Regions from separate parts of the Homo sapiens genome. Here region 2 is linked to region 1. Evidence: chromatin contacts called from ENCODE Hi-C or POLR2A ChIA-PET data. All regions are on one chromosome and are shown on one strand. Each heading gives the region's core, a stretch centred on a gene start or an enhancer-like site at or near the end of the contact. The rest is flanking DNA. Distances are from core to core; before and after follow the strand shown.

Evidence for each region. A loop is a pair of places that touch in the nucleus more often than their neighbours do. ChIA-PET counts read pairs that join two places held with the same protein, here RNA polymerase II (POLR2A). Pooled maps may share reads with other maps.
Region 2: a pooled map shows a loop between it and region 1 (5-fold over the local background). The contact joins the promoter of ANKLE2 here to the enhancer-like site in region 1. A Hi-C loop is called at or near these places in 7 of 50 pooled maps. POLR2A ChIA-PET finds 5 or more read pairs at or near these places in 2 of 52 experiments (A673 and activated T-cell).

The regions. Positions count from the first base shown.
Region 1 is chr12:132,559,111-132,563,813 of GRCh38, forward strand. The region is part of intron 5 of FBRSL1 (fibrosin like 1); the gene reads left to right. Among named protein-coding and RNA genes, the nearest start is that of MIR6763, 21 kb to the right of the region's middle. RefSeq lists silencers at 782-1,081, 1,352-1,431 and enhancers at 1,962-2,031, 2,042-2,381, 2,512-2,561. Within about 2 kb of position 1,966, at least 7 of the 41 ENCODE cell types and tissues checked have a DNase peak (open chromatin) inside an H3K27ac peak, as active enhancers do; they include A673, where a contact is called at or near this core.
Region 2 is chr12:132,759,831-132,764,533 of GRCh38, forward strand. It overlaps ANKLE2 (ankyrin repeat and LEM domain containing 2), which reads right to left and starts at 2,002. Exons shown (of 13, transcript NM_015114.3): 1 at 1,788-2,002. The coding sequence starts at 1,968. RefSeq lists enhancers at 1,348-2,216, 2,571-2,670 and silencers at 1,451-2,040, 2,131-2,420.

The DNA of each region.
Region 1 (4,703 bases), core at 716-3,215:
TCGATCCGAGTTCTAGCGCCCCACCGTAAGGGAGAGCCAGGTGCTTCCTGTCCCTCCCGGCCACCTCAAGTGTAAAATCACGGGGTTCAGGGCGGTGGTCTTGGGGGCTGCGCTGCACAGCCGTTTGCAGCTACAGCAGCTGCTCGGAGCTGTCTCCGACTTTGCACCCCCGTTTCACAGAGGGAGAAACCGAGGCCCAGGGAGGGCGGGGCTTGCAGCGGACGGGTGGGGGAAGGGCTCCTCCTTTCAGGTCCCAACTCTCCACAGTGGCAATGAGGTCGCTCTTTTTTCCTTTTTTTGAGACCTTGTCTCGCTCTGTCACCTACGCTGAAGTGCAGTGGTGCAATCTCGGCTCACTGCAGCCTCCACCTCCCGGGCTCAGTTGATCCTCCCACCTCAGCCTCCCCAGTAGCTGGGGCCACAGGCGCGTGCCGCCACCTCCGGCTAATTTTTTTATTTCGTAGAGACGGGCGGGGGTGGGGGGTCTTCCTATGTTGGCCAGGCTGGTCTCGAACTCCTGGGCTCAAGTGATCCGCCCACCTCGGCCTCCCAAAGTGCTGTTTCAGGCGCCGGCCACCGCGCCCGGCTGTCGCCCTTTCTGACTCAGTTTCCCCTTCTGGGAGCGGGGTGGCAGGTGTCCGTAACTTCTTGTTGTGAGGACCAGAGGAGCAGCGCCCACACAGCGCTCAGTGAGGCCGGCGCTGCGCGCCTTTCCCCGGGTGGCCGTGATCGGAGGCAGCGCGTTCGGACCCCGGGCCGGCGGCGGGCGCGGGTGGATCGGCGCCTCGGGGCTGGATTAGTCGGGTCTGCCCGCGCCCCGCCCCCGCCCCGCCCGCGCTCCCGCCTCCCGCGCGCCCAGCTCCGCGCCCGCCGCCTCGGGGCCCGCGCCGCGCCCGACGTCCGCCCGGGAGCCCAGAGCGCACCGAGCGCCGCCCAGAGCGCGCAGAGCCGGCGCGGCGGACATGCGCGTCCCCGGCCCGAGCTCCGGCTGAGCAGGGCACGCGGGGAGAGGGGTCGCCTGGACGGGCCAGGGCCACCCGGGGCTCGCGCTCCACGCCCGCGTCCATGCAGCCCGGCTCCGGCCCCGGGACTAGGGGCGACTGCCTGGGGCGCCGGCGAGGTGAGTGCGCGCTGCGGACTCCAGAGAGGGAATTGGGACTTTGGGGGGACAGGGGAGGGGGAGCGACCGCCCCCCCAGAAGAGCGGGACGCCCGAGATCTCCGGGCCTTCTGCCCACACCGCCTCTCCCGGAGCCAAGCGCGGAGACCGCGTCCTCCCGGGGGCGCACGTGGCGGCGGGCGGGCGGGGGTGCGGCGCGGCCGAGGGTCCCAGGCCCGGGTCAGGGCACCCGGGGTCCGGGGGTGGAGGCGGGGCCGAGCGTTGTGGGTGGCGCGCGCCTTTGTCTGCGCCCAGGTGCGGAATCGGCCACCCGGGTTCCCGGCGCCGCGCTCACCTGCCCCGAGTTGGAGTTCTTTGTCTGGGGCGGGGCGCGGCTGGCCCAGGCTGCGCCGCGTGTCTGGCCGAGGCTGCTCCGCGGGTCGGGTCCTCGCAGACAAAGCGCGCCCTGACCTCCGCCCGCCGCCGGGATTGTGCACCTCGCGGGGGCTGAGGCTTGCCCGGGCGCCCCCGCTGCCTCTTCGCAGGGACCCTGAGCCTGCGGACCCGGAGTCCTCCCACCTGTACCCTGGGCTTGAGTGATCCTCTACCCCACGCGGGCTAGGAGGCAGAGGCGGCTGCTCGTGCCTGGGTCACGTCCCTGCAGACCATGGCCGAGAAGTTAAGCGGGTCTGGTGGCCCCTGGGGCTGCCACCCCATTTGGGTCATCTGGCCACTGCCAGAAGCCCTGTCCTAGAAGGGAAAGAGCTGAGGGACCGCGTGGAGGAACGAGCCCCAGAAGGTGCAGCTGCTGTGTGTGGTCTAGGAAGGGGTTGGAGCCTGGGCCAGGCCCCCAGAGGGCCGGCCCCTGTTCTGCTCTCAGCCCTCCCGGATGGGCGTGGCTGCACCTGGCCAGGTGTTCAGGTTCTCACTGTGAGGTGGAGGCCACCTGCCTCCGGGGCCTCTGCTAGGGCCGAGGACCCCTGGAGCACCCATTCTCAGCCTCCCTGAGCAAACTCGTCTGCTAAGTGTAGGGCCCACTGTGGCGTGACCAGAATGGGTGCTGGATGGCCCCAGCCGCGCGGCCCGTGCGGAAGACCCTCCCCTTCCTTGCAGCCCTCTTGGCTTCGCTGGTGTCTGGGGCGCCCCCTTGTGGCCCTGGGGAGCTTGTGTTCGAACCTGGGACGTGGAGCGGAACCCACTAGAGTGTTTGGGTCCCAGTGAAGGGGAGGGCAGCAGAGCCCCAGAAGGGCTCCAACCTGTGGTTACCCTAGAGACGAGGGCCGGCTTTGGGGGCTGTGCTTTGGGGTCTGCCTTTTGGGTTGGCCGTCAAACTGCGGGCTAAGCTGGCTTCTCCTCCCTCTGCCCACCTGGGAGGCCTCAGCACCCGCCTCCTTCCTGGCCCCTGGAGAGTCCTGGCGGCGTGGTGGGGCCTGCTGCCCCAACCACAGAGGGGGCAGTTAACAGGTGGGCCACCTGGCGAAGAGGCCACTCAAACCCGGGACGCCAGCCAAGAAGAGGGCCCGCGTGCGTGCCAGAGACAGTGCAGCCCCTCAGATGAGGGGTCCAGAAGTCCTCCCAGGAGGATGGTGCAGGCCCAGGAGAGACCCCAGGGGTCTGTGGCAGGCCTGGGTGTTCAGTGCCTGGTTCATGGCTGGCATGGAGCAGCACTGGATCCCCATCCTTGCTGTGTGAGGGGCCCAGATTTGGGAGCCTGGCCCAAGGGAGCACTTGGTGCTGGCACTGCTGGGGGATGGGCACGGCCAAGGAGGTGCCGAGGCCTTTCTGGGGAGCCGCAGTGCCCCCTGGAGGCCCAAAGGCTGGTCTGGACTCCTCCCTGCCCACCTGCACAGGCCCCTTCACTATTCCTCCTGTTTCTCTCGGAGTCCTTCCTGTTTCCGATGCTGGGATGGTCACTGCGTAGCCTGGGTCACCGGCAGTGGCTGGACGGGGCAGGGAGGTGGAGGCGGACCCCATGGGAGCCACACTTCTGGGGGATGATGTTGAGGCGAGCAGAGAGGAGAAAGCCACATGCCCCAACCTCCAGGCCCCCTGGCTTCCCAGGGGTGAGAGGTTCCTGTCCTTCTTTCTTTGTAACAAGCCAGGATTCTAGGGGTGGTGGCCGCAAGGCTGGGGGAGGGAGAGGGTCATCGGGGCCCTGGACTGGGGCTGGGAGGGTCCCTTTCTGGGGTGCCGGGGTCTCCTAGCTTCCATCCGACCCGGCCCCTGTGTGGTTGAGCTGGGTCTGAGCAGAAACAACCTCCTCAGAAGGATGTCCTACGTCACTGCCTGGGGGTTGGTGGCTGGGGGCGCTGGACATAGAGTTGGTGTTTCACCCTGCAGAAGCCTGGGCTGCAGGACCCCGACCCCGGGGACCGCACAGGGTGAGCAGACCAAGTAGCGTCAGTGCCAGGAGCTCAGCATCCCTTCCCACCAGCTGCACCGCAGCCCTTTAACACACGAACGTGCGGGGCCCAACCGCTGCTCCTTTCCGAGGGGCCCACCTTCCTCCAGTGCAGGGGCCCTTCCGGCGCGTGTGGGTGTGGCAGGCCCGCCTCGGCTCTTGCCATCTTACAGGCATGGACCTGCTGCTCTTCTCTGTGGTTCAGGCCCTTGCGACGTGACTAGGAAGGGCTTCCCATTCCAGCAAGAAGGTGGAATCCACACCTGGTCTTCTCTGATACGTTGATGGTTTTTCACTTCTATGTTTGCGATCTGTCTGGAATTATTTTCAGATAAGAGGTGAAACAGGAGCTTGCTCTGAAGGACCTACGCCACACCTGGCCCCCACAGCCTGCACCCCACACCTGGCCCCCACAGCCTGCACCCCACGCCTGGCCCCCACAGCCTGCACCCCACGCCTGGCCCCCACAGCCTGCACCCCACGCCTGGCCCCCACAGCCTGCACCCCACGCCTGGCCCCCACAGCCTGCACCCCACGCCTGGCCCCCACAGCCTGCACCCCACGCCTGGCCCCCACAGCCTGCACCCCACGCCTGGCCCCCACAGCCTGCACCCCACGCCTGGCCCCCACAGCCTGCACCCCACGCCTGGCCCCCACAGCCTGCATCCCATGTCTGGCCCCCACGTCTGGCCCCCCAGCCCGTACCCCATGCCTGGCCCCCACAGCCTGCACCTCACATCTGGCCCCCCAGCCCGTACCCCACGCCTGGCCCCCACAGCCTGCACCCCACATCTGGTCCCCACAGCCTGCACCCCACACCTGGCCCCCACAGCCTGCACCATGTCTGGGGTTTCTCATTCGGTTCTGTGGATCTCTGTCCGTCGCGGCATCTGTGGGAACTCTGGGGCTTCTCATTGCGCTCTTGGATCTCCTTCCGTCTGTCCGTTTGCCTGTCCGTCTGTCCCAGCATCGTGTCACATCTTTTTGTTGGTTTCCAATGCTGTCATTTACTGGCAGTAAAATTCACCTATTTATTTTTGCAGTAAATGCAGCTATTTTAAGTGTGTGGTTTGCTTTTTGACACATACCTACGACTGTATACCCACCCCCGTCGCCCCTGAACCCCCGAGCTCCTGTGCACCCCCTGCACCCCTCCGGCTGACACATACCTACGACTGTACACTCACCCCCGTCGCCCCTGAAC
Region 2 (4,703 bases), core at 752-3,251, 200 kb after region 1:
GCCCACAGCAATAAGTGGTAGGGCCCGGTGCGATGGCTCACACCTGTAATCCCAGCATTTTGGGAAGCTGAGGCAGGTGGATCACCTGAGGTCAGGAATTCGAGACCATCCTGGCCAACATGGTGAAACCCCGTCTCTATTAAAAATACAAAAATTAGCCGGGCGTGGTGGCAGGCGCCTGTAATCCCAGCTACTCGGGAGGCTGATGCAGGAGAATCGCTTGAACCCGGGAGGCGGAGCTTGCAGTGAGCCGAGATCGCGCCACTGCACTCCAGCCTGGGCCACAGGGCGAGACTACATTTCAAAAAAAAAAAAAAAAAAAAGTGGTAGGGCCGAGACACAAACTCACACAATTGGACAGGAATCCCCACTCAATCATCAGAAAGCACCTCTCCGCAGTGACTAACAGTCTGACAATTTAGAGTAAAAACAAACTCAGTTTCTCCCACTAGTCTTGCAACATGCTTCGGACACCAGGTATGTGGGGATTTTCTCCCCACAAATCACGCAGGTCGTCAGTTCTGCAGTGGACACAGGCTGGGTGTCGTCTGTCATCCTAATTCAGTCATCTATTCTGACAGCGTCTTCCTGGAGATACCAGCAGACCCCCACAGGTTAACGGCTCAGCCCCGCAAGACTGCCCCCCACTTCCAGTGCCCAGGTTGTTTGACCTGCGCTTGGGACCGACGGGGCGTAACCCGGTGACCTCCTCAGGTTGCGGTAATTTGCTAGAGTGGCTCCCGAACTCACAGACATGTTTTACTTACACTTACCAGCAGAGTATAAAGGATTACAAAGAATACAGGTGAAGAGATGCGTGACGTAAAACCGGGGGGAAGCGCTTGGAAATTCAGGGCCTCTCTGGGCACCGCCTCCAGGAACCCCCACGTACTATCTGGAAGCTCCCTGAACCCAGCCCTTTTGGGTTTTTACAGGAACTTCATTTCACAGGCGTGATTCATCAGCCACTGGTGATCAACGCAACCTTCACCCCTCTCTCCTCCCCAGAGGTTGGGGGTGGGGCTGAAAGTCCCCAGAACCTCTAACCCTGCCTTGGTCTTTCCTGCGACCAGCCCCATCCAGAAGCTCCCTAGGGGCTGCCGGCCACCAGTCCACTCAGCCTACAAAAGACATCACTTTGGAGGTTCCCGGGATTTCAAGAGTTGTATGCCAGGAAAAGGGGATGGAGCTGAAATACACAGTTCACTGTATCAGTTACCTCAAACTTAAAACGACCAAAACCCACCTCTGATCTCCACATCACCCAGACCCGACAGTCTACCGCAAAGCAATAAATGGCCACCTTCTCCCTCTTCCTCTGGCCCCAAACCCCTGAGTTACATTTGCCTTTTCCGTCTCTGCCTTATGTTCCATGACCAGTAACCGCAATGGCTTCACGTTCCAAACACATCCGGGACCCAGGGGTTTCCTCCCCGCGCCGCCCTCCTTTGGGCCATCCCTCCCCAGGTCTCGAGAGACCGCAGCAAGAGTCTCCGCTAACGCCTCGCCGGGCCCCCGCCGCCTTCCCCGGAGGCTGCTCCAGGGCCCGGGAAAGCTCTCACCCCCGAACCCGGCGTGGCCCCTCCGCCCCCGGCCCGGGAAGCCAAGTCCCCGCAACTGCCCTTTCCGCGGCCGGAATGGCCTTTCCCGACCGGCCCTGGTTTCCCCGGCCGCCTCGCCCAACTGCTGCCGGCTCCAGGGGCGCGGCCGGGACCCCAGGCCCGAGGAGGGCGTCGGGGCGGGGAAGGGGCCAGGGTGCGGGGACCCAGCGACCGCCTGGGCCTTACCTGAGGCGGGGGCGGCGGCCGCGCTTGGCGGAGGAACTGGGGTCCCGCTGCGGCCCAGACCTCCCGGCCGCGGGCCCAGCCGCCGCACCAGCCACCGCACAGCGATCAGCAGCACCGAGGCGCCCAGCAGCTCCCAGGCCAGCGCCGCCCACTCGGCCGCCGCCAGCCGCGGCCACAGCATCGCCGCCGCCCGGGCCGCAGCCGCCGAGAAGCCCGCGCCCCGCGCCGCGCCCGTCCCAGGACCCCGCGCCGGGCTGCCCGCGCCCTGCCTGACGGCGCCGCGCTCGAGGCGGCCGGGGCGGCGCGGGGGACACGGACGGCGGCCCCGCTCGCGGAGGCCCGGCGAGGGCGCGGCCCCGGCCCTGGGACCCAAGCGGGCGGGAACGGGCGAGCGGACGGGCGGGCGCGGCAGGCGGGGCGCGGGCAGCCCGACGCGGGGTCCTGGGACCGGCGAGGCGCGGGGAGCGCAATGTGCTGGCGGGGGCCGGGGCTGGGGCCCGGGGAGGCCACCAGGGCGGGGCCGGGCGCGGGGCGGCGCTTCTTCGCGCCTCCCGGCCCCGGCCTGGCGTCCGTGGGGCGCTGTGCGTCTCCGAGAACGAAGCGGCCTCCGGGTTCGTGTGCTCCGAGCCCGAGTACTGTTTGCGGCCGTCGTCCCGTCCTGGAGCAGGAGTGAGGAAGCGCCTCTCACTCCCCCGCGAACCCGCAGAACAGGCCGCCGGCGCTATGGAGACCGGCGGAGCTTCCCGCTCCTTCACCAAGGGGCCCTGACGCGCAGTTGAAAGCGCGGATTTTGCCGGGCGCGGCGGCTGCGTCCGGAGTCCCAGCGCCTTGGGAGGCGAGGCGGGAGGATCCCCACGGCCCGGGAGCTCGAGACCAGCCCGGGCAAATATTTTGAAAGTCATGGTAAAAGCCGCAATTACTTTTGCACCAACCTAATAGTGAGACCCTGTCTCGAAAAAGGGAAGGAGGATTTTACTGTATGTAATTTAGATGTTTTATTTATTTTTTGATGCGGTGTCTTGCTCTGTCGCCCAGGCTGAAGTGCAGTGGCGCGATCTCGGCTCACTGCAGCCTCCGCCTCCTGGGCTCAAGCGATTCTCCTGCCTCAGCCTCCCAAGTAGCTGGGATTACAGGTGCCCACCACCACGCCTGGCTAATTTTTGCATGTTTAGTAGAGACGGGGTTTCCTCATGTTGGCCAGACTGGTCTCGAATTCTTGATGTCAAGTGATCCACCAGCCTCGGCCTCCCAAAGTGCTGGGATTACAGGCGTGAGCCACCGCGCCCCGCCTAATTTAGATATTATTAAATGAAAATGAAAGACCTGAAAAATATAATTGATATCCTTGGTTAAAAACATAATTGATCTGAGCGAGGTGGCTCAGGTCTGTAGTCTCAGCAACTCTGGAGCGTGAGGGGTGATGGTAGTTTCAGTCCGGGAGTTCGAGGCTGCCATGAGCGTGATCTCGCCTGTGAATAGCCACTGCACGCCAGCCTGACCAACATAGCAAGACCCCATCTCTTAAAAAATATCATTGGATGGTACTAATGGTTGGTTGGGCACTACAGAAGAAAGGGTCAGTAATTTTGAAGATGGATGAAATGGAAATTCAAACCACGATGAGATGCTGCTTGAAATCCACCAGAATGGCTAAAATTTAAAAATTGGCAATATCAAATTTTGCTGGCAAGAGCAAACACTGAGTTAACCACCTTGGAAAATAGTGAGGCAGTTTCTTTCAAAGTTAAACGTACACCTCTGCTGTATTCTGAGTGTCTGTCCCCAGCGTTCGTATGTTGAAACCCTAACCCCCCTTGGCCGGGCGTGGTGGCTCACGCCTGTAATCCCAGCACTTTGGGAGGCCGAGGCGGGCAGATCACGAGGTCAGGAGATCGAGACCATCCTGGCTAACACGGTGAAACCCAGTCTCTACTAAAAAATACAAAAAATTAGCCGGGCATGCTGGAAGGCACCTGTAGTCCCAGCTACTCGGGAGGCTGAGGCAAGAGAATGGTGTGAACCCGGGAGGCGGAGCTTGCAGTGAGCCAAGATCGCGCCACTGCACTCCAGCCTGGGTGACAGAGCGAGACTCTGTCTCAAAAAAAAAAAGAAACCCTAACCCCCAAGGTGATGGTATTAGGATGTGGGGCTTGTGGGAGGTGATAGGTCATGGGACAGAGCCTTATATACTTCCCTTAGAAGAGGCCCAAGAAGGCTGGGCACGGTGGCTCACACCTGTAATCCCAGCACTTTGGGAGGTCGAGACAGGAGGATCGCTTGAGCCCAGGAGGTGGAGACCAGCCTGAGCAATATGGCGAGACGCTGTCTGTGCTAAAAATTTAAAAAATTAGCTGAACGTGGTGGCACACGCCTTGAGGAGGGAGGATTACTTGAGCCTGGGAGGTCAAGGCTGCAGTGAGCGAAGATTGCGCCATTGCCCTCCAGCCTGGGAGAGAGAGACCCTGTCTCAAAAATAAATAAATAAACAAGTACGTACATACATACATAAAAAGGTAATTATGTAAGTCCTCGTTACGGAGCCTCCATACATGAAGGGCTTTAGAGCCGATTTGTTAAATGGTCAGCTGTAGTCAGCTGTTGACACCCAGCGTCCACTCTCCATTAAGTTATTAAGAGCTTTTTCTTAGTTACAGAAGCTCTCAGTGGGCTGTGGAGACGCTGCCGTCTCCTGAACACATCCAGCGACCACATGACTAAGCAAAGGCAGCGGAGAGTGGACGGACGGTGATGGACGCGGCCACGGAGCCCAAGCGCCCACAATGCGCATTCCTGTCTTTTCTCTCCCCGCTCACCTCAGAGCGGGACGGAAGGTGGGACTGGGAGAGCTGTTCTCGGGCAGGTGGACGCTGTGGATTAGCGGAGAGGGAAGGCACTTTCGTTCTCGGCACCGTGAGG